Linked DNA regions of Mus musculus: all the other regions are linked to region 1. The links are chromatin loops, found by intact Hi-C in ENCODE. Cell type or tissue: left cerebral cortex. All regions are shown on one strand.

Region 1 (8,000 bases):
AAAAAAAGAAGCACCTTAGAGAACGGGCAGTAGATTTAATTTATTTGTAAAATTGACTCTGCCTTTGTTCTAGGACGTTTCTTTCTCCTTCTCTCTGTCTTTCCAGTCAGTTCCCTCAGGAGACCATTGGTTCTGCCTGCCACCCTAAGGTTTGACCCCCCCCACCAGCCATGTGCCAGGTACACAGAGGAGGGCCTGGGCTTGGAGTGGGGCAGCCAGTCATTTCTGGATTTGAGGCCTCAGATCTTCAGGTGCTGGAGGTCCAACTAAAGGCACCCCAACAAGAGAAGAGGGGAAATGGAGACCTTGGTGGCCTTGTTTTTTTCCACTCCAAGGTTAGTGCAGGTGGTCAAATGGCTATGGGGACATATACCAATAACAGGTGCCTTTTAAACCCACACCTTTGTGTTGGGCACGGGAGAGCATAAGACAGCAGTAACCAAGGCCTTGGTACCCAGCCTTAGTCTCCACTACCCTTACCTCTTTTGCTGTGTGGATGAAGAGGTCACTATCTATACCTGGAAGGCTTGTGTGTAGAAGGAATGGGTGGTTGGCCCCAGAAAGCTGGGTGTCAGTGGGGCTTGGTTTCTGAATGCCAAGGCCCGGGGCACAGGTTTACAGCCACACGAGATATCATCCTTTGATATCACTGGACCTTTCCCTCTAAAGTGGCCAAAGCACCTCCAGAAGACCCCCCCCTTTCTCTTGCAGCTCCCCCCAACCACCAGCAGGTAAAGCTCCTGTAAATGGCAGAATTGGCAGCCGCCTGCAGAACTTTGTTCCACCTTAGCACTGCCCATTAACCAGAAAGTTTCTTCTTCCTCTCTCAGGCCCTCTCAGACTCCCTTTCCACAGAAAATCTCGCGTGTTTGCTTAATGAGGGAAAGTTATGTGCGTGACCTAGGTGAGGACAGATCTCGGGGTGGTTTGGGGTCTCATAAGAGCCAGTGGGGTCAGGTGTGTCTGCAAGGGAGAAAATCTCGGGGAAAGTCACCGTTTGTGCCGAAAGGGAAAAAAAAATCCACAGCAACCCATAATCGGTCTCATTTCAGCTAAGTCACCCCCACCGTGCTTCAGTCGGGCGGCGGGGGCGATCGAAGCTGCAGTTTTATAGCTGTAGAGGAAAGAACTCGTAAAATGCTAACAGCTTTTATGCGCTGCAGCATAAACAACAACAGACTCCGGCTTTATTGCGTTTTATAGTTTGTTAAAGAGTTTACAGCCGTTTTTTTGGGGGCTGGTTACCCAGCCAATTCCCTCCACACGATAGTTAAACCTTTATCAATAATAAGGAAATTGATCATTAAAGCTTTAAATATGACTACCTCGTTTGTTTGAAAATATGTTTAGGAGAGGAAGCTGTATGATTTGATAACTTGTATTAAAATACCAATTACATTTATAGGACCTTTTAAAACTCGGTGCAATTAAACCGTGTTCTTTTACATTTTTCCGAAGCGACCCTGACATTTAGAAAGACTCCAATTGCCTCGTTAAAATCGCGAAATTAACAGCGTGCCTACGCCAGGCTCAGCGTTGTGGATGTGTGTGTATGGTGTTTTTCCGTGACTCCCCCACATCAGTCTTTGGGGGTGGTCTGCGAAGGTATTTGATTTGTTGTGAGGCAAGAGATATCTCATTAATGTAGGTAGTTAAACAGATTTAATCCGTATTCGTTCTCTCTCTCTCCCCCCTCCCTCTCCCCCCCTCTCCCCCTCTTTCTCCCTGGGTGTTTTTTTCTCTTCCCCTCCTTTTTTTCTGCCCTCTCCTCACTCCCTGGCGCTCTCTCGCTCTAGCTCTCTCTCGCACTCGCTCTCTCTCGCTCTCACCCTCGCTCTGCGTTCTGTCCGGGAGGAGTACCCAGAAGCCAATAGGATGCGGGGTCTCTAATGGATGCAAATGATGGTGAAAAGACGGGGCAAAATATGAAACAACTCATTTGGAGGGAAGTAAATCACCGAAAACTGTTTATGAACTGGCATCCCTTCTTCGAAATGTAAAGCGAGGACCTCTTTAAGTGGCGGTATATTTTTGTTTGGGGGGTGGGGGGTGGGGGGAGGGCGAGCGAGCCGCGGCTGCCATGCAGGCTTAGACTTTTGCAGGCTTCGCTCTTCTATTCCTGGAAATCACAAAAAGTGTGGCGGCTTTGAGATCTTCTTCGTCTTTTCTTTCTTTTCCTTCCTTCCTTCTTTTTTTTCCCCTCCTCCCTTTTCCTCTCCTTTCCTGGCGAGGGTGACTAGGAGCCGGCGAATCCGCGTTTTTTTTTCTCTCTCTCTCCCTCCCTTTTCCCCCTCCCCACCCCCTCCCCAACAGCCCCCAACTACAGCCTGCGCCGCCGCCGCCGCCGCCTCAAAATTCAATAAAATGAGCTCTTATTTCGTCAACTCACTGTTCTCCAAATACAAAACCGGGGAGTCCCTGCGCCCCAATTATTATGACTGCGGCTTCGCCCAGGACCTGGGCGGCCGACCCACCGTGGTGTACGGTCCCAGCAGCGGCGGCAGCTTCCAGCACCCTTCGCAAATCCAGGAGTTCTACCACGGGCCATCGTCGCTGTCCACAGCTCCCTACCAGCAGAACCCGTGCGCCGTGGCGTGCCACGGCGACCCCGGCAACTTCTACGGCTACGACCCTCTGCAGCGCCAGAGCCTGTTCGGTGCGCAGGATCCAGACCTGGTGCAGTACGCAGACTGCAAGCTCGCGGCAGCCAGCGGCCTGGGCGAGGAGGCCGAGGGGTCTGAGCAGAGCCCGTCGCCCACACAGCTCTTTCCCTGGATGCGCCCTCAAGGTGAGCTCCCGTCCGACCTGGACCTGACAGGGTGGGAAGGGGCCAGGGGGGCCCCCATGCCGGTGGGGGGGGGAGGGCTGGTGGGCAGTCCGGGAGTATCTTCTGCTCCTAGAGGACTTGTGGGCTCCGTTCCAAACACCTACCTCCTCTCCCTTCTGTCCCACTTTCTTTTCTTCTTTTTCCCCTTTTCTTTTTGCTTCCTTTGAAGGAGGGGGGGGTGTCTCTAAGCGAATTTCCTGAATCCATAAACCCCTCACCCTCCTTAACTTTTCTTCTTCTCCTCCTTTCCCCTTTTACTGTTTTATGGGGGCTGTGGAGAAAGACTGGTGGGTGTGGGGGCGCTCAACGTTTGCACTTCTCAATTGCTTTATAGTTTAATTACCCTGAAGAAACTTTTCTTCTGGGGCAGAGGCTCTGGGGGCTTTTCAAGGTGGGTTCGAGGTCCCCACTCTGGCTTTTTAGTCTTACTCCCCCCTCCACATCCACCCTCTTAAACTTTATGGCACTTTTAATGTATCTGAACCCCCTATTCTGGTTCTAGTTACCAGAGAAGGGGCTCCTCCTTTATGGCCCCTGCAGATTCAGGGCTGTCTAGTCCCCCCTCGCCCCCCCCCCCGCTGACCGCGTCTTCCGCGCTCCCCCTCCCGCCCCCGCATAAGGGTCCCCTGCCCTTATTATCCTGGTCTCCTAGGCTGGTTCACGAATCTTCCAACCTTCTCTGTCTCTTCCCCCTCCCCCACCCTCCCCTCTGTCTCGCCCTTTTCCCCCATTCCCAGCAGCCGCCGGACGCAGGCGAGGCCGCCAGACCTACAGTCGCTACCAGACCCTGGAGCTGGAGAAGGAGTTCCTATTTAATCCCTATCTGACTCGCAAGCGGAGGATCGAGGTATCGCACGCGCTGGGACTGACAGAGAGACAGGTCAAAATCTGGTTCCAGAATCGGAGAATGAAGTGGAAAAAGGAGAACAACAAAGACAAGTTTCCCAGCAGTAAATGCGAGCAGGAGGAGCTGGAGAAAGAGAAGCTGGAGCGGGCACCAGAGACCGCCGAGCAGGGCGATGCGCAGAAGGGTGACAAGAAGTAGGCTCCAGCTGGGACTGCTCGGGCCCGGACTAGCCCGCACGTCCGCCGGTCCCCCCCGCGACCACGCCGCCGCCGCCCGCCCCCCGCCTCCGAGAGCTCCGGCCCCGCGAGCGGAGCCAGGAGCTGGGCCTCCCACAGCAGCGTCCCCCGCCGCGCCAGTCCCCGCTAGTGGTAGTATCTCGTAATAGCTTCTGTGTGTGAGCTACCGTGGATCTCCTTCCCTTCTCTTGGGGGTCCGGGGGGAAAAAAAGAAAAGGATTTTAAGCAAGGACTCCCTCGTCCTGCGAGGGTGATCGACTGCGGCCTGGCAGAACCCCCTCGCCCCCGCCCCATGTAAAAAAGCCTCCTTGTGCAATGGTCTGTTTCCTTTGAACGTGCTTCTTTGTAATGACCGAGGTACCGATTTCTGCTAAGTTTTCCCAACAACATGAAACTGCCTATTCACGCCGTAATTCTTTCTGTCTCCCGCTCACTTTCTCTCTTTCTCTCGCTCTCTTTCTCTCACCGCGTCCCCATCTTTCCTCGCAACCCCCTCTCCCCGCTGCCCTCCCTAGCTGGCTTTCTCTCTTGCTTCTCTCTTTTCCTCCTGTCCCCCCACCCCCACCCCCTTTGGTTTGACAATTTTGTCTTAAGTGTTTCTCAAAAGAGATTACTTTAGTTAGCATGCGCGCTGTGAGCATTGTTAAAAGTGTTCTTAGGTTTACTGTGAAGAGAATGTATCCTGTATCTGTGAATTGCTTTATGGGGGGGAGGGAGGGCTAATTATATATTTTGTTGTTCCTCTATACTTTGTTCTGTTGTCTGCGCCTGAAAAGGGCGGAAGAGTTACAATAAAGTTTACAAGCGAGAACCCGAGACTGGCCCGGGCCGCCGCTCCTCATTCGCTCCTAGGCGCCTTGCAGGGCTGGGGGTGGGGGGGAGCTGGTCAGCAGGCTCCTGGGCTGGCCTAGGCTAGGTCGCTGAGAGGAGGGGGCGGGGGCGGGGGCTGGAAGCAGGTGGTGCGAGTCCCTGGGCCCAGGGGCGCAGGGGGTGAGGGAGGCGGCTGAACGTGATTGGAGGAGAGAGGATCGAGGGAGGGGAGCCAAGAGAAACCCCCTCCCCTTGCATTCTGAGGCTGAAGGACCAGGGAGACTCCAGCGCCCAGGCCGCTCTTGGGAAGAGATCTACCCAGGCTGGTGGCTAGTGTCCCCCGCCGCTTTTCTCTTTGTTTCCGTGTGTGTGTGTGTGTGTGTGTGTGTGTGTGTGTGTGTGTGTGTGTGTTTGGGGGGGGGGGTACGGGGGGGTGAGAAAGATGCAGCGCAAGACTTCTGAGTTTCTATTTCCATTTTTTCCTTGGACTCAGGTTGGGGAAACAGGAGCAGAGGGAAGCGGTTCCTCCCTACCTCCCCTCTCTGGGACGTCGTCACTTTCTCCCAGTTTCTAGGCCTCGGCTTGCCGCAGCCTTCCTTCCTTCGTTGCTTCTGCCTTCCTGGCAGCCACGCTCCAGTGAGTGAGGCATCCGCCTTCCGGAACCGGGAAAGCAGCGAGCCGGACCCAAGCCTCCTTCCTCCCTTCCTTTTTCTCCCAGCCCCCATTCCATTCTTTTTAAATTTTGTATATCTTTTTATTGTCATCAGAAATCTCAGCGTCCAACGCCTTATTGGGTTGGATCTCTGCCTTAGGGACGCCTTGGTCACATCTAGTTACTACAACTGGGGCACTAAGACAACCGGGAGGCCAGGCTCGCCTCCTCTTGGGAGAAGAGCAGCAGCTCGGATGAATTAACCCAAATTAATAAATATTCGGCCAGCACCCACCCACCAAGTTGCGAACATTCAATCCCTGCGTCTCTCTCGCTCTGTAACCGGCTGGGGGAAATGGGTGGGGGATGACAACACGGTTCCCTCAGAGGTTATTTATTTTCTCTTCCACTCAATTCCTTCTTCCCCAAATCTCGCCTGCAAGCTGCCTCCAGCCCGCGGGGGTCGACAGCGGCCCTTAAGCCCCCAGCCCCAATCCGCAGAGCTCGGCCTTCCCATTCATTATTGATCATATTTTATAAATCCAACGCCACACAATTTTTTCCACATTACTGGGAGCCTCCGGGAGGCCGTCATACCATTGGCCGAGGGGATATCACGTGGGCCGGGGTCACGTGGTCAGAAGAGGAAAAAGGGGGTCCTTTTGGTGTAAATCTGGACTCTAATTCTGTAATATATCAAGGAATCTCGTAAAACCGACACTAAAACGTCCCCGACTACAAATCATCCGGCCAAATTATGAGTTCATTGTATTATGCGAATGCTTTATTTTCTAAATATCCAGCCGCAAGTTCGGTTTTCGCTCCAGGAGCCTTCCCCGAACAAACTTCTTGCGCCTTTGCTTCCAACCCCCAGCGCCCGGGCTATGGAGCAGGTCCGGGCGCTCCTTTCTCCGCCTCGGTGCAGGGTCTGTACTCCGGCGGGGGGGCCATGGCGGGCCAGAGCGCGGCTGGCGTCTATGCGGCCGGCTACGGGCTCGAACCGAGTTCCTTCAACATGCACTGCGCGCCCTTTGAGCAGAACCTCTCCGGGGTGTGTCCGGGCGACCCCGCCAAGGCGGCTGGCGCCAAGGAGCAGAGGGACTCGGACTTGGCGGCCGAGAGTAACTTCCGGATCTACCCCTGGATGCGAAGCTCAGGTAAAGCCGCGCTCTGAGCGGTCCCGAGCCGCAGTGTCCGGGCCACGGTCCCCAGAAGGGCTCCCTTCCGGCCAGGGCACCCTTCTCTGTGTCCAGGTTATTCCCGGCTGCAGATCGGCCATTGCCACGCCGTTTAAGTCTGGGCTGGGACCACGCGCGCCACCCCCACTCCCAGTTTTGCTCAGTGCTCTCAGGCCCTAGCGGATCTCTTTTTGCCGACGCCACAGAGCTCAAAGCCCCCAGCCCGCCCCCAACCCTTCCTCCCGGCCTTTTAGCTTTAAATATTTATCAGCAGCGCCGGCACGGGCTGGAGACGAGGCCGTTTGTCTTGCCTAGAAAGGCTGGGGTTTGCAGAGAATAGCCATTAGGGTCTTTCTCTTCTCTCTCCCCCCTTCCCTGCCTGAGAGCTCAGTTCTGGGTGTGTCCCCCCAGCCCTAGCTTGGGCAAGATATGGAGGAGGGGGCCATGGCGCTAAGCGATTCTCCCCTCCCCCTTCCTTTCTAGCCAACCCCGCTCCCCCATTATTCCCATCAGGACAATTAGAGGTGGGCTCTAGAGGCCTGGTGGGATGGGGGAGAGGAAACAGAAGAGATGAGGACCCAGACAGGGACACAGAGTCAAAGAGTGGTGAAGGAGTTAGTCTGAGACCCAGAGCGATGAGTCTACTGACCCCCACCTCCTGATGGACTTAGAAGGCCCGTCAGCTCCCCAGGAGAGCATAGGTTGTTTGTTATTTTTTTTTTCCAGGTGTCTTTCCAAGGGCTCTGTGGGCCCCTGAGGAACAGCCAAGTTTGGTGGTATCACTCCAGAAAGATGACTCTCCTCTTGGGGAGGGCTAGGACTCTTCAGAACCAAATCAAGATTTAGGGAGTGCACGATGCTTTAAGAACCATAGGTTTTCTTCCCTCAGGTCTCCTTCACAGCTTCCTCGCACACCTTTTACATTTCCCCGAGGCAGGTGGGCTTGGGAGCCAACTCCAAGGCTCAGAAGACCCAACCGGGCCAGAGACTCCTATACTCATGGGCTTGGGGGCCACGAGGAAACCATTTCTTGACTATTGTTCTTCACGGTTCCTGTTACCTACCCTGTAATTGAACTGACCTTCCAGTTGGTTTATCAAAGTCCCTCCCCCCCCCCACCTCGTAAATATTTCAGCTTGGCTTATAGCTGACTTGAAATTAAGGTCCTTAGCCTCTCTCCCCTCTCCTGTCTCCTTCCCAAGAGGGCGGATACCAGCATCTCCCCAGTCTCCTTGGGGTTCTGAGCCTATGCTGGGAGTTCTCAGATACCCTTTTGCCCCACCATAGGAATCTTCACCTTGCTCTCTCTCGTAGACTCTGGTCATTCTTTTCTTCCTTGCAGTCCTGGAGGCCCAAATATTGCTTCAGACAAGTAGGTTTCATGTGCAGGAAGGCAGGCAGTAGTCAGACCTTGCTTGATACTTACTGGGAAGGAATCATCAGAGCCAAG
Region 2 (8,000 bases), 390 kb after region 1:
AATCAAATGTCAGACTCTTCATACTTCCCACTTTCAGTGGGTCTGCCTGCCTGACATTAAAGCAAAGTTTTCAATAAACACAGAGAGACAAACACCACTCAAGCAGCCTGATGCTACAGAGGGGACTCTCTCCACTAGAAATCTGTCTGGGGTCTGTTTTGTCAAGAGGTAGAAGGAAGGAAGGAAGGAAGGAAGGAAGGAAGGAAGGAAGGAAGGAAGGAAGGAACTCTACTGATGACTCCAGAGACTCGCAAATTAAACACATGCAATTAGACAAATACTAATAGGAAATTGGATTATATGCTTTTTCCAAAAGGTTAATTTTTTTTCTCAGCCTTTCTCCCTGTTTTCATGCTAAAATGTTGTATACACATTTGTCTAATGCTTTGTGCTCTAATTTCACTCTCTTCAAGGGGTTTCTGAACCCACAAACCCCCCAACTCCTGGGTTAGCGTGGAAACAAGGTGCAGAATCTCAAGCATTGCCACGAGAAAAATAACAGGGTAATGATTTTCTTTCCCAGTTCAGATATCAGAGGCCCAGGTATTGATTGCCCCTGTCTTTTGCCTCCTGTCTTCTGATGAAACCACACTTTTGACACAGAGTCATAATAAAATGTGCCCTTTCCAGTACAAGATCTCTGTAAATGTCATTCACAGGGTCCTTGTTTTCTAATCTCTGTGTTTTCACCCAAGCGATGCAGAAGCCCCTCACTGTGCTGGTGAGAGAGCAGACAGGGTTCAGACTTCCAATTCGCTGATTCCACACAAATTCCGTGATTTTGCTGAAGGCGGTTACATTTTAAACACGGGAATGCTCTCTACCCACCACGTCTATGAGTTGCAAGTGGCTGAAGCATGGGGCTTCTAATGACTGGAGGTTTTGTATGATGGTTTTAAGGACTGGAGAGATGGTTCAGTGGGCTGAGCTCTTAGAAAACAAATGTGAAACCTGAGTTGTTCAGATCTCCAGAACCCACATAGTCAGGCATTGTAGAGCAAGTCTGTCATCCCTGTATTACCCCAGTATTCCTACTGTGAGAAGAGGGTGGAGACAGGAGAACCCCCCAGAATTCATAGGTCAGCTACCGTGGAGAATGCGATAGCAAACAAGGAAAAGAACCTGCCTCAAACAGGATGGATGTAAAGACTAACACTCAAAGTATCCTCTGACATGCATACAAACTATGGCACATGTATGTGTGGGCATGTGTGTGTGCGCACATATACACAAACATGTGCATACACACACACTCAAGTACACACACACAAATTGTGGCACACATACTATGGCACACATATGTGCACGTGTGTACATACACACACACACACACACACACACACACACACACACTGATGTTGGACTGAGGCTTTACAATAGTGTGAATATTCGCCTTTATGGATGAGAAGGGTTGTTGCTGGCATGTGCATACGCCAAACAGGAGGCTGGGAGGTCATGGTTCGTTCCCCTAACAAAGCTCTACCCGCCAGTCCTGCCCGTGACCTGTAACACTCCTGCCGCCTCAGCTCTATGATCACCGAGGCCAGCCAGTGATTTGTGACTTTGTTTAAGGATACATATCGGTGTTAGTGTAGCTTGAGGCCACCAAACTCATTTCACTTGTGCCCTGCACCAAATTTGATCCCAAAGGTGTCAAGAGAGAGGATTAACACAACGCGACACTCATCACCTTCCCCCTCCCTGTGAAATCAGTTTATCTAAAAATATCCCATACAAAAGACCCGCAATCCAGGGCCATACACAAAGCACTCATGAGCGCCTTGAAAAATGGAATGGGCACACCTATGGCTTTTCAGGATGCTCCTGTGCTGTGACCCTGCGTTTCACATAATGTCGCTCTTTTATTTATTTCCAATAGCTTCCTAATCAGTCAGCAACGGCGTCCTTTCTACAACCTCAGATCATGATGCAATAATCCGTTTTGGTGGCCTTATTGGCCTCGAAGGTAGTTTGAGCTGTTAAAATCTCTCTTTAACAAGTTTCTCTCTAATAAGAGCCGTTCCAGCAGGCTTCACCTCCCTCTTACCTTTCCCTAACCTTGTCTAGACAGACACAAAATCGCAGGTCACACAGATCCTGGCAATATCATCCGGCCTTGGCAGAAAAGCTCGTTTGGACATAGAATCACCTAAAATTGCTGATAATTTCTTGTTGATTGGGGCAGAAGAGAACTCCTGGAGTCTATGTCAAATATAGCATGCGACTGCATTTTATGAAAGATACAGATGGCAGGGTGTTCTGAGGGTAGCACTCTTCCTTCTGCTGGCTGCATTACTTATCTGACAGAAACAGAAAACGGGAGGCAGATCAATATTTTATTTGTGCTCTCTGTTTTGTTCCTACCACTCAGTTTCTATTTCTCTGGCTTGGTTTTTACCACAGGGTTTCCCTGGACTGGCTGGATGGCTGTTTGCAGCTAGCATCCTTACATCTGGTCCTGTCTTGGGAACTGCCCACTGGAAATCCACTCATAAACTCTACTTCCATCCGTCTCTGGCCTTTTCCCTTCTGAGAGGCAGGGACAGCAGAGAAACTTATGACAAAGCAGGCTTTATATTCTCTTATATGAGAGAGAGAGAGAGAGAGAGAGAGAGAGAGAGAGAGAGATTTACTTTGTGTGCATGAGCGGTTTGTCTGCACATATATTTGTGTGTCGTGTGCATTGCATCTCTGGTACCCACAGAGGCCAGAAGAGGGCCTTAGATTTGCTGGAACTGGGGTCCATCAGATGCTTCTGTGCTTGAGCTGGGGATAGGATCTGGGTCCACTGGAAACCAGCCAGGGTTCCTAACCACTGACCTATCTCTCCGGCCCACCTCTCTGGTTTTTTGCTTACTCTCTACCATGGCTCCCTAGGAGGAAGGTAACTGATTTAAAGGGTCTGAAAATGACTTAGAACGGCTATGAAGGGGGGAAAATGGGATCCAGGTGAACAAGTCAGTGCCGGGCACCTTCCTCAACGTTGGCAAAGAAAGAAAAGTTTAAGTTCTGAAATATTTCAAGGAAGGAATGAAATATGTGGTAAGAGGTTACCTGAGATATATTATAGGGACCCTTGGCCCTCCGTCCTTCATGTTCTCTCTGCTTTCTGCGCCCTCTCGGTATGTGAAATCTTGGAACTAGAATTTCTGCTTATTGTATGAGACAGATTTTCAAACCTTAAATTTCCTAGGAAGTTTTTTAATAACTGTTATCAAAAGAAAAGTCTCTCTCTCTCTCTCTCTCTCTCTCTCTCTCTCTCTCTCTCTCTCTCTCTCTCTCTCTCCACAGAGTTTTGCTATATAGCCTAGGCTGGCCTCAAACTCGTGGTCCTCCATCTCCCCAGTGCTCAGATTATAGGATTTCACCCTCGCATCTACTAAGAAAGGTCAAGTTCTTCTATCTTAAAAACATTTACTCATGCTGGGCATGGTGGCACACACCTTTAATCCCAGCACTCCAGAGGCAGAGGGAGGCAGATCTCTGTGAGTTCGAGGCCAGTCTGGTCTACAGAGTGAGTCCAGGATAGCCAGGGCTTGTTACTCAGAGAAACCCTGTCTTGAAAAAAATAATTTACTCATTTACCATGTATAAGACCCACGGTTCTGTCAACACCACAAATTAACCCCCCCTTTTTTTTTACATATTTCAAAATACCATGTTGTACATGATAAATATATACAATCCCATTCATTAATTTAAAATTAATTATATATATAAAAAAGAACATCTACAGTCTAGAGATATGGCTCAGGGGTTAAGAGCACTGGCTGCTCTTCCAGAGAACCTGTGTTCAGTTCCCAGAACCTATAAGATGATTCACAGCCATCTGTAACTGCAGCTCCAGGGGATCGAACACCCTCTCTGGCCTTTATATACACCAGACATGCACATGGTACATATGCAGGCAAACACTCAGACATGTAATTTTTTTTTAAACTGGATAAAAAGCATAATCACAATATTCAGTATTTTATACCAGGCCTACATAAGGAGCATAGATCTTAAGGGTTTAGGGTTGTGTTATTGTTACTGATTTTGTTACCATTGTTGTTGTTGTTGTTGTTTAATGTGGCTTTGAACTGACAGTATAGATGAGGACAGCCTTGAACTTCTGATCCTCCTACCTCCGCCTCCAAGTGCTGGGATTACAGGTGTGCTCCACCACAATTAGTTTTATCCAAAGCTGGGGCCCAACCCAGCACGTTGGGCATGCCAGGCAAGCATCCTACCAAGTAGGCTACATCCCCAGGCTAGACCTTAAGACTTATCAGAAATATGTCTTCTCTTATTTCTAGTCTGTAACTGTCAGAGGTAAGCAATGCCTCTCCTGCTGCCACGCACCAATCAGGGTGCTGTCAAGACAGTGACTGGGTTGTAAGCTCTCTGCTCAGGGTTTTACCCATAAAGTTGTACTGCTTTCGGTATTTCAAACAAAGCCAAGTGTTCACTCGTTCTGTTTCCTTCAGCATACCAAAGGTAAACTGACTCTTTTCTGAAGAATGTCAAAAGCCACTGATCTGACAGCCCCAGAGAGGTTATCAGGACCCACGCCTCCAAGACCAGCATGAAACCTGACTTACTGTTAAGCTCTTCCCTCTGTGCCTGCCTGCAGCTCGAGATCAAACACATTCTCAAGGAGGGAACGCTGAGCCCTTGTAGAATCCCCTCCGTCCTACCCCACAATGCACAAGTCCTAGCTGGGACAGACAGAGCACTATGCCGGGAGCTGGGGATAAGAGAAAGGAGGGATAGGGCTGAGAATGAAGGGCTAGTTAGCTCACAGCCCTCCCTAGCCAAGGGCTAGGAGAAGGGAGAAGGAGCCAGGGAAGCCGGTGGAGCTGGGGCTGCCTCCCTCCGTCTAAACCCTGATCTCATACTGCTTCCCTGTGGAGGAATCTCAGAACTGCAGCTTCTCGCTCTGGGCCCCTGCCTGTCACACCCGTCCAGTGTGGTCTCTTGCCTGGGCTGATCTGACAGGTCTTCCCTTACATATATATATATAAGTAAATTTATATTTATATCTCACACACATACATATATACATATATGTGCCTGGGCTGATGTGACAGGTCTTCCCATACATATATATATCTGTATGAATTGATGGGGTGATATTTTTTTTCTTTTTTTTAAGCCCAAAGCCTATGTATGCCTAACAGTGTTCCTTTGGCTCTTCTTCCATAATTACATATACTAGCTTTTACTCTTAAAACTTCCAAATGACTTAACAACATTGCCCCTATTTCCATGGATATTTTTCATTAAGAACAAACCAATGTCCTGGCTAACATAAAGGATTCTTGGTCATCCTTCCTTATAGTTGCCACCCCAACTTCCTGCTTCTCCTTTATGCCTACCCAAGGGTGGCTTAGGCACAAGCATTCACAAGGCTGGCCTTCTTTGTAGAGCATTAGAACCACAAAACACATTTTAGATGACTGACTCTTTTCTTGAGGACTGGGGGGGGGTCTTTAGGACAGAGTCGGAGGGCAGGGAGGGGGCATTGTAGACAGGTTGAGATGCTTTGCGTTAAGAATACAGTCTGAAGAGAGTTGATACTTTTTAGGGGAGGTGAAAAAGAAGGCAGTGGGTTCTTCAGGCAAGCCAGTGGTCTTACCCTGGAGCATTCCCAATCAGAAAATAGACAGGAAGTTGACCACGTGACTCACATTCCATGCAGAACCTGCGAGCCCCTCTCTTCTACTCCTCTCCGCCTTCTGTCAAGACTCCAAGGGTGAAAGCTGTGAGCTGAAGGGGACAGGCCATCAGCAGAGGGTGACTTACAATGAGAAATGAAAATATTTGGATTAGCTATAATGCCAAGCCAGTGGTATTTACAAATTATTAAACTGTCATCCCCACGTGAAATGCGTCTCTTCCTGAATGAAATGTTAAGCTGTTCTTTTGGTTTGTTTCAAACTGTCAGGGCCATTATTTGATGTCCCTTTCTGTTTGTTTATCTTCATTAAGATGTTGAATCAATCATTTTTGCTTTCTCTCTCCACAAGCAGGAGTTGGCACAGAGTCAGGATGAGGGCCAGCCACCCCTCCCCCACCCACCGAGGGCTGTGCAGGTGCCTAGCCCGGTTTGTTCACAGAGGGATCAAAAACATATTTGTTCTCCAGGTTGTGTGGACAGACTGGCAGGGTTTTTTGATAAGAGATAAAAGAAAAGTCTTCAGTCACGGTGAGAAATGACATTTCTATCTGGAACAAGGAGATGCAGTGGATCTCATTCCGGTTTGGAGATCATTTTCCGGAGTAGCATCCTGACAGCTCACAGTGGGGTGGAAACACGGAGGTGGGGTTTGAAGTGGGAGACAGAACTCAGAGCAGGCAGGAAGCAAAAAATGGAGAGCCCTGGACCTTGTCCTGTGACAGATGTCAATGCTGCTCTCTTGAGTGTTCTAAATGTGGCATTTCAGTATCCAAGATGGTAGAGCGTGATTCACCAGGGTTGCGGGCGGTTTACTGTCAGAGGGACCAGTTGCATTTCTCTTTATACAGAGATCCAGCTAGCCCATTGATGCTGTGTAAGGACTGCGGGGGGGGGGGGGGGCGCAGAGGGGTGTCTCTGCCATGTGACCCACTCTCTCCTGCTTAGCAATCCCTTTTGAGGATTTCAGACCAGCTAACCAGGGTTAGAGAAGCAGTCAGCTAGACATAAAAGAGAACTGTGCACACCAGCTGGCCTATCTAGGGATAACACCTGTAACCTTGGTCTCATTAGCCCTGTGCTCTCTCCACCTGAGCTATCTGGCCCACGCAACTTAATCAACTGGGCAAATGAGAAACACAGAAAGAGGAAATCAGTTTATCGCACGATTTAAGAACCTGGCAAACAAAGTACTTTTACTTTTAAACCCAAACTACTCTAGGCAGGCATGGAGTACTTAAACCTAGCACTCAGTGGGCTGAGGCAGGAGGATGGCCACAAGTCTGAGACCAACCTGAACATAAAGTGAGTGTGAGGCCAGCCTGGGCTACATAGTGAGAGTTTGTCTCAAAATCTGAATGAGATGGGAATCACAGCCCAAACAATCTAACAGTCCAATCTAAGAGTCTAGCAAATTTCTTGTATTTTAAATCACATTGTTTTCCTTTTTTGTTGTTTTTTTTTTCTTGTTTTCATTTTCAGAGAAAGGGTCTCATTTAACCTAGTCTGGCCTCATACCCAATATGTTCCTTAGTCTGACGTTCAGCTCCTGATCCCCCTGCCTTCAAGTCCCAAGTGTTTGAGACTTGGGTACCACCATACCCGACTCTAGACCACAGGTTTCTGGTCTGGAATAGAATTCTTCTAGTATTACTCTAATACCTCTTACTGACTGCAAAGTACTCACACCACCGGGAGCCCTCGAACTCCAGGAAGCTACATCTTTCTGTTGGGCAGTCTCCCTTGCACTGATCTAAGCAGAAACTGTGTGAGACTGAATACCATCTCTCCTGATGGCATAAGCACCGGTCAGCGTGCCATCCTGTGTGCTAGCCACTGCTCCACCCCTGATGGTGACACACCAGTTGACTGCAGAGACGCAAGCAAGAAGGTCATTGCTCCAGCCTTTCACTAGGCAAGGGGTGGCCTTCCAAATCATCCCAAACTGAAACGTTTCGAAAGGCAAACCAAACACTCCATTTATTTGAGGCCTCTGTTATGACTCTTGGGCCACAGATAATGACTCTGAACAAATGCTCACTCCTCATTAATGGGAAACACGTTCCCCTAATCACCACGAATTACCCAACACCTGGAGTTATGGCGGCTTCTCAGTTCACACTCATTTGCTTCCTTTCTGGATGTCCTAAGTTCACAGTGACTGCCAGCGCCTGCTTCACTGTGTCACAAGGTGACTGCAGCTGCTAGTGTACCTCTGGTGTGTATCCTCTTCTCCTCCTGTACTTTGATGGCCTCATAGCACCCCCATCCCCTCCCTTCCTGGCAACTAGATTCAACCACACAACTTAGGTTGTGGCCAGAACAATGTAAGAGTTTAAGA
Region 3 (8,000 bases), 490 kb after region 1:
AGTGAGACTCTCTCAATAAATAAATAAAGATAAAAGAGAGCTAGGAATATAAATACATGGCTCAATGCCAGAGCTGAGCACTTGCAAGGCCCTGAGATTAATGTGCATGGGGAAAAGGTAGACAGATAAGGACAAAGCATTATGATATATATATAATATATGTTTTATATATATTATATGTATATATAAATATATTATATATATGGACATATGTGTATATGTATGAAAATCTCCTAATGAGCCCCATTTCTTGGGTGACAACCAAAACCTTCATTTAAACAAAGCTTATATTCTAGTACATTCCAACCAGTGGAAGAGTTAGTCAAACTGGAGGCTCCCTTCTCCGCACATACACTTGCTACTGTTTTCCTTCTCCTAGCTTTAATGTGAGCCCGTGAGAAACACCAAGAGTATTAATGGGGAGAAAGCACTGCTGTGTAGCCTTGACTGTCCTGGAACTCACTCTGTAGACCAGGCTGGTCTTGAACTCAGAAATCCTCCTGCCTCTGCCTCCCGAGTGCTGGGATTAAAGGCGTGCACCACCACTGCCTGGTCTGTGTCCCCTCCTCTTAAGTGGCCCTCCGACTCTGACCCACCCGGAGACCCTGCTTACCTCCAGGTCTTGGTTCTCCAACATCCTATACCACAAGCCCATGGGAAGGGCACATCTGAGGTGGGGGAGCAGAGACGTGGGAAGAAGCAGTTAGCACATCCTCACCAGGTTCTCTCAGAGCAAAACCCCAAAGCTTTTAATAGATGTCCCGTGGGGAAACCCAGGTAGGTAACTTTCCCCCAACCCCAATTATGTGTAAAACCTGAAAGAGGAAGGGGGAACCCCACATTAGTTAGCCGCAAGCTAAAAACCCTGGGGAATTTGCCTCCTAGGGGCATAAGGAGAGTGTGTTGTGGCCAGAGAGGCAGGTGGGTTTCACTGTAAAACTTTTGCCCAAGAACTGTGGCTTAACAATCTTGTGGAACAGAGCCTTGAAAAGGAGCCTACCAGCACCCCCTCCTGGTTATTTAGAGACAACCAAGTCCTTACAAATACCAATCTCTCTTCGTCTTGCTAACCAAAGTCACCTCCATACAGGTGGGTGCTCCTAGGGGTGAAGAGGCCAGCTACAGTTTACCACCTTCCCTGACCAGCTAGCTCTCCAGACCTGGAGCCAACCACTACAATCAGTTGCGATCCTGCCATGCCATCCGGTTTGTACCTCTGCCCAAGCACCCCACAGCTTCTCAGGTCAACTCAGGATGCATTCCGCTCCTTTGTAAAGATTCATTAAAGCCTAAGCCACTCATTTCCCCCAGTGTGGTAGTTTATGCGTACAGCGACATCGCCCACTCCAACACGGGGACCATGAAGGCTGGAACACAGGGTTACTGGATTCCAAAGGGGCCCATGATGTCACCTTCTGTTAAAATACAGCACTAATCTTGTTACTCCTAGAGCCGCTCCAACTGCAGCCACCCTGGCTGCCGCCTCCACCCCCTTCCTCTCTCTTAAGAGCAGAACAATAAGGTTTAATTTCCCTTTCCAATTTACCTTGAAATGAAAACTGACTCCAGCCAATATGTACTGCCAACAAATGATGCGGGCTGGCTCCTGGGAAAACAAGGCTCTCTCTAAGCTCTCCCTCTCTCCTCCTCCCATGCCCATCCGCACACCCACTCGTTTTTTACAGTCCCACAATTAATTTTAAACACATTCTCTTATTAGTTCTGCCTTACCATTAGCAGAGTGCATAATGAGCTTCCGTCTATTTTATGTTTTGCTAACATAGGGCTAATGTTTCAAAGGAAGGGAAACTCGTTTACGGCATGAAATTAGCAAAGCAAACAGCTTTTGCAATTCTTCCCAATATCCCAGAAGGTCTCTCTACAGACAGACATGGCATGCGGGGACAAAGCTGCATGGCAGATAACAAAACAGAGCTGAACTGTGGAGCAAACCCGAGGTTTTGTGATTTCAACACCATAATAAACAGCATTCTTGCTGACAGTCTGATTTTTTTCATCCGCAGCAGTCACCACCTCCAAGAGGCCCTAGACTGAAAGGCAGGAAATCTCAATTCCCCAATAACCCAGTCCGACAGTCCAGACGGGTACAGACAAAGATCTGTGACCAAAACCAACAGGCTTTCTGTGAATATTAATTAGCCTGCTGGGATTTCCCCCTCTCTTCTCCTCTTAGGCGCTTGCTAAACTGCCAACGGAAGAACAGAAAGTTAAATATTCTTAAGTGGTTTTGTTGTTGTTGTTGTTGTTTGGTTTGGTTTGTGTTTGTAGTACAACAGAAAAGATGACAAGAAAGAAAGGCATCTATCCACTTAGGGGAGATCACACCACTCTGCCTGGAAAAGTCTGTGAAACTCAAGACTCTAGTTCAGTAACTGTTCATCAGACGTTTGGTATAAAGAGTTTGCTAGGGGCCTGCAGCACCCCCATGTGGAAGTTTTTCTCCTTTGTTTTGGAGCTAATGTCATAGAGAAACAAATAAACTGTCTTTTAAGACATTCCAAGTCTCCTGGGTCTCTGTAGGCTCAAGGCTAAGCGTAAAAGGCACTAAGAAGGTTCTGGTGGTCAATTTCCCCTAAGACACTGAGACTGCAAAAAGCAGACTCCGTTTCCAACAACCACTGCTCTTCATCACTGTCCTTCCCAACGACACCACTCTCAGTCGTTATTCCTGGAGAAACAGCAAGTTCTTAACTTCACCTCCATGACCCGTCCAAAGAGGTGGATCTGTGCATCCATTAAGGAAGGGCAGAGTCAAGTAACCTCGAAAGGTGAGGAAACTTACTCCATGCTAACTACATTCCCGGGGCCTTTTCCATCCCATCTGAAGCGCTCACTGCTTCCCTCGGCAGTACCAGCACCCATAGTCCCGGGAAAGAGCCAAGGGGTTTGGTGTGTACAAAGTTTGACGCATTGTAAAGCTCACAGCTGCTAATTCAGGGGAGCAATTCAAAGCTTTCTCATTTTCTCCGCCTCTTAAAACTACTTCAAGGGACACGTAAAAAACACATCAGGCTGTAAAAAAGATTGCACCAAGGAGTCTCCCGCCCCTCCTTACTCGTTCTTGAGCCTTTGGTGTCAACAGACAGCAATTCTAAAACCTCGCCTTCCTAAATACCCACAGGTGTTCGAGGAAGCTCTTCCGCCTGACAGAAAACCTGTCCCGTCCATCAAGCAGCTGTTCTCATTTTTCAGTCGGTAACCCACTCCTTTCACCTGCAAGTAACAAAGGAAGAGCATAGTTTCCAGTATCTGCGAAAAATATCTGCCATTCCCTTCCACTGCCGGCCACTTGGGTAGACATCCCTAATTCTGACTCCGGCCACTCCTTTCCATTCTTTAGCAAACTCAGATGGAAACCAGCCCAACGGTCCTTCTCTTTTCCCGGCTAAATCGGGACGGAAAGACGATTTTCAAGGTATATTGAAAAGCCAGGCTTCCTTTCTTCTTGGGTCCCAGCAAGCCCTCACTTTCATACCAGGCAGTAAGGCAGCCCCCTCCCTAGTGTGTCAACCGAGGCCATCACTCAAATGCCACCACCACGGCTCAAGCCAGCATCCCATTCCCAAGCAGCACCTACGAGCCGCGGCCACGCCCACGCCCCCTCACCTGAGAGCAGCAGCAGCAGCTCTCCACAGCGACACCACCAGCACCGCACCATATAGTCCGATACCGGCTTCTCCTTCCGGGTGAGTCGCCGGTGCCCCGGTGCACGACGGGAGGCGGCTCCCGACGGGCCAATCCTGAGTGTCCCGGACGCCCCACCCCTGAAGACCAGGGCTCTCAGTGGCGATCGCTGGTCAGAGGAGGCTCTCCATCCCGCCCAGGCCTAAGCTGAAATCCGCATCTTTCCGGAAATCGCTAGGGGGCGCGGGAGGCGGAGCGCAAAGACCGAGACCCCGCAAAGTCCACTCCGGTGCCGTGTCCCGCCCACCGCCATTAGGCGGGCCAATCAGCGCTCAGGGAACGTGTTTGAAGGCCGACGAAAGCATCTTAGGAGCCTAAACGTCTTCAGGGTGTTAAAGAGCAGTAAGTGTGGGAGGTTTCTCGCGTTCCTGAAGCCTTACTAAGATCTAAGATCTCGAAAGTCTGGGTTTGAACCTCAGAGGTTGCAGTTCCCCATCTAAACTGTCAAGGGCACTGCCAGTTTGATTTGGAAAACCCACAGATTATCCCAACAGCAGACGAGAAAGTTGACAACAGTTGTCAAGCCCAAAGAAGGATCATACAGTTAGTAAGCAAGAAAAAGCCGGTGAAAATGCTTACTATAGAAATATCTAAAGTCCGGGCTGGAGAGACGGCTCAGGGGGTAAGAGCACCCGACTGCTCTTCGGAAGGTCCTGAGTTCAAATCCCAGCAACCACGTGGTGGCTCACAACCATCTGTAATGAGATCTGATGCCCTGTTCTGGAGTGTCTGAGGACAGCTACAGTGTACTTACATGTAATAAATAAATACATCTTTTTTAAAAAGACAAAAAAAAATATCTTAAAGTCCTCTTAAGCCAATGGAAGTGGCTCACGCCCAGAATCCTAACACTTGGCCATTAAAGACATATAGTGAGCTCTAGGATACGGAGTAAGGCTGTTGGAAAACACAAACGAAAAGCCTCCTTGATCTGTTAAAAAGTTAATTTTAGGGCTGGTGAGATGGCTCAGTTGGTAAGAGCACCCGACTGCTCTTCCAAAGGTCTGAAGTTCAAATCCCAGCAACCACATGGTGGCTCACAACCATCTGTAATGAGATCTGACTCCCTCTTCTGGAGTGTTTGAAGACAGCTACAGTGTACTTACATATAATAAAAATAAATAAGTCTTTAAAAAAAAAGTTAATTTTACCTCTGTAACCCCAGCACTTGGAAGTAGAGGCAGGAACTGAAGGCCAACGCCAACTATATAGTGAGTTTCAGGCTAGCTTGGGCTACCTAAGACCCTGCCTCAAAAACAGCAAGACAGGAGTTGGCAAAATGGCTTCAGAAGATGAGTTCAGGACCCCCAAATTCACACAGTTCACACATTCCTGCAACTCCCACTTCAATGGATCCGAGGCATACACACATCAAAAATAAATATTTTTATTTTTTGTAGCTGTTTTGCCTATAAATAGGTTGTGTACCATGTGTCTACCTGAAACCCTACGAGGCCAGATGAGGGCCTTAGATCTCCTGGCACTGGAGTTAGAAGTAGTTGGAACCATTGTGTGGGTGTTGGGAACTGAACCCTGCACCTATACAAGAACAGAAAGTACTCTCAACCTCAAAGTCATTTCTCTAATCCTAACTCCCCTTAAAAACAGATGGGCTCTTATAAAAGTGTGGGTCAGATGAAAACCCAGTACTACACTGACTTGAACTGCTCCTAAATGTTTGTAGAGCCAGTGCAAAACACAATGGTAGTTACCAATCCAGGTGGATATTATTTATGTAATTCAAAACAGAATTTCTCAGGCCTTTGGTCTCAGGATCCTTTTACACAAACTTTTAAAATCATAGGGACATTTAATAGCTTTTGCTAATGTAGAAATCACTGACTTAGAAATAAAAATTGAGAGATTGAGGCAGGAGAGCCAGCACATCAGGTAAGAGCACTTGTTCTTGCAGGGGACCTGGGTTCAGTTCCCAGAACCCACATGATGGCACTCATCCAGCATTCTGACACCCTTATGGGCCCTACACTCATGAGGGGCACTTAACATACAACAAGACACTCATAGGCATAAAACTAGACACTACAGAGAAGCAAATAGATACAGTTAAAGAATTACAAAATAGGGGCTGGAGAGATGGTTCAGCAGGTAAGAGCACTGACTGAAGAGCACTGAAGTTCAAATCCCAGCAACCACATGATGGCTCACAAACCACCTGTAATGAGACCTGACACCCTCTTTTGGTGTGACTGAAGTCAGCTACAGTGTATTTATGTATAATAATAAATAAATCTTTTTAAAAAAAAAGAATTACAAAATAAAAATGAAAATAATAAAGGACTGCCTATTAACATTTTATAATCTATATTTTCAAAGACAAAAAAAGCAAGAACAGTTCTGTGTTACGAATTTGTAAGTCTTTAGTATTTGGCTTAGAAGGAGACAGCTGGATTCTTATTTGCTCTTTCATTTCTCTTTCATGCTCTTGTTTTGGTAGATGAAGAATAACAAATGTTATTGGGGGGGGTTGGCTTTCTCCAGCAACTGGGAATATTCCTTTGCTATAACAAAACATATCAAATAGTGCTCCCCCTCTCTGTCTCTGTCTCTGCTTTCATTTTGAGATGAAGTCTCATTATCCAACCTGGGTGGCCCAGAACTAACTATGTAGACCAAGATTACCTCCATTGGAAAATACACAATCCTGGTTCTACAGGTGCACCATCACGCTCAGCTGACAAATGCTGATTTCTTTGTAAAGGTGTGTGTGTGCACCAGAGAGTGTGCGTGTGCGTGTGTGTGCGCGCACTCGTGATCGAGCACAGGTGTGTATGTACTACTTGTGTGTGCAGGTACCTATGGAGGACAGAAGGGAATTTTTGAGGGATTGATAGGTCGCTATGTATTGTAATGCTAAATTCTATACCGGAAAGTCGAGACCTACAATGACTAGGTGAGTTAAACAAGCTTTTGTTGTGCAAACTTTGTTCCTTGATTTCAAACTATTGGTTAAATGAAATTAGCTACAGCCAATTACTGGAGGGATTAGAGGTAGGTGGGATTTGAGATACCAGGTTAGGAGGGATGAAAGAGAATGGAGAGAGGAGGAGGAGGAAGCCGCCATGAGGGGAGATGGGACATGAGCACATAGCCAGGAGAAACAGCAAATGTCTGGGGTACACCACTAGGGAGGCAGCCAGACCAGCAGTTACAAGAGTAGATTAGCCCCTCCCCCCATTATTGTAATAAAATAACCATAGCCCAAGTCCCATTTATTTGTAAACTAGTTGGGGATATGCTTAAAGTGGCTGTACTACAGAGGATGCCAGGTCCCTGGAGCTGGAGTTACTCATGCAAATGCAGATACTGGGGACCAAACCCTGATCCTCTGCAAGAGCACACGCGCTTTTTTTTTTTTAAAAGATTTATTGTTATATTATTGTTATATTTAAGTATGTTGTAGCTGTCTTCAGACACATCAGAAGAGGGCGTCAGATTTCATTATGGATGGTTGTGAGCCACCATGTGGTTGCTGGAATTTGAACTCGGGCCTTCCGAAGAGCAGTCAGTGCTCTTAACTACTGAACCATCTCTCCAGCCTCCACAGCACAGGCTCTTAAACACTGAGTTAGACTGCAAGCTCCCACCAAGTGTTGATTCTTTAAAAGTTGGATGCAGCCAGGCGTGGTGGCGCACGCCTTTAATCCCAGCACTCGGGAGGCAGAGGCAGGAGGCCAGCCTGGTCTACAAAGTGAATTCCAGGATAGCCAGGGCTATACAGAGAAACCCTGTCTTGAAAAACAAACAAGAAAAAGTTGGATGCAAAACAAAATCTGAAACTGTATCCAAAATATGAGCTCAAAAGTCAGACGTGGTTGTGATCACACTTGCAGTTCCAGGACTTCTCCAGAAGCTGCACCACGAAGAGTGCCTCACCTTTGAAGCCATGGATGGACTACACAGTGAGTTCTCGAACAGCCTGACTACAGTGTGATAGCCTGTCTGCTTCCCATGTTGATGCATTTCATTATTTTATGTACATGAGTGCTCTGTCTGCATGTACACTTACAGGCCAGAAGAGGGCATCAGATCCTATTACAGATGGTTGTGAGCCACAGTGTGATTGATGGGAATTGAACTCAGGACCTCTGGAACAGCAGCCAGTGCTCTTAACCTCTGAGCCATCTCTCCAGCCCCGAATTTAAAATAATCAAGTAAGGGGCTTGTGAGATAGCTCATTTGCCAAGTGCATTTACCACTAAGCCTGGTGACCTGAGTTCACATGGTGAAGGAGAGAACTAATTCCCACAAGTTGTCCTCTTGACTTCACAGGTACA

The links. Hi-C counts contacts between places; a loop is a spot of excess contacts. Peaks named below come from ENCODE experiments on the same cell type or tissue, not always from the same donor. Only the 100,000 strongest peaks of a DNase experiment are listed, where the experiment ranks them.
Region 2: a loop joins it to region 1, with 3 times the contacts of the local background. A loop is called at or near these places in 11 of 42 quality-filtered maps.
Region 3: it touches region 1 in a loop (4-fold over the local background); 5 of 42 quality-filtered maps call a loop at or near these places.

The regions. Positions count from the first base shown.
Region 1 is chr11:96,280,599-96,288,598 of GRCm38, forward strand. It overlaps Hoxb8 (homeobox B8), which reads left to right and starts at 1,307. Exons shown (of 2, transcript NM_010461.2): 1 at 1,307-2,788; 2 at 3,565-4,727. The coding sequence starts at 2,365. The coding sequence ends at 3,872. It overlaps Hoxb7 (homeobox B7), which reads left to right and starts at 6,048. Exons shown (of 2, transcript NM_010460.2): 1 at 6,048-6,529. The coding sequence starts at 6,130. In left cerebral cortex, a CTCF peak has its summit at 4,062; a DNase peak (open chromatin) is centred at 3,795.
Region 2 is chr11:96,669,140-96,677,139 of GRCm38, forward strand. All of the region lies in intron 4 of Skap1 (src family associated phosphoprotein 1), which reads left to right. Among named protein-coding and RNA genes, the nearest start is that of Snx11, 100 kb to the right of the region's middle. In left cerebral cortex, a CTCF peak has its summit at 4,894; DNase peaks (open chromatin) are centred at 4,851 and 6,330.
Region 3 is chr11:96,773,828-96,781,827 of GRCm38, forward strand. It overlaps Snx11 (sorting nexin 11), which reads right to left and starts at 3,728. Exons shown (of 8, transcript NM_001163389.1): 1 at 3,628-3,728; 2 at 3,141-3,234; 3 at 614-668. The coding sequence starts at 655. In left cerebral cortex, CTCF peaks have their summits at 1,033 (motif pointing left), 2,467, 3,873 and 7,724 (motif pointing right); a DNase peak (open chromatin) is centred at 3,848; H3K4me3 peaks cover 1,897 bases; H3K27ac peaks cover 849 bases.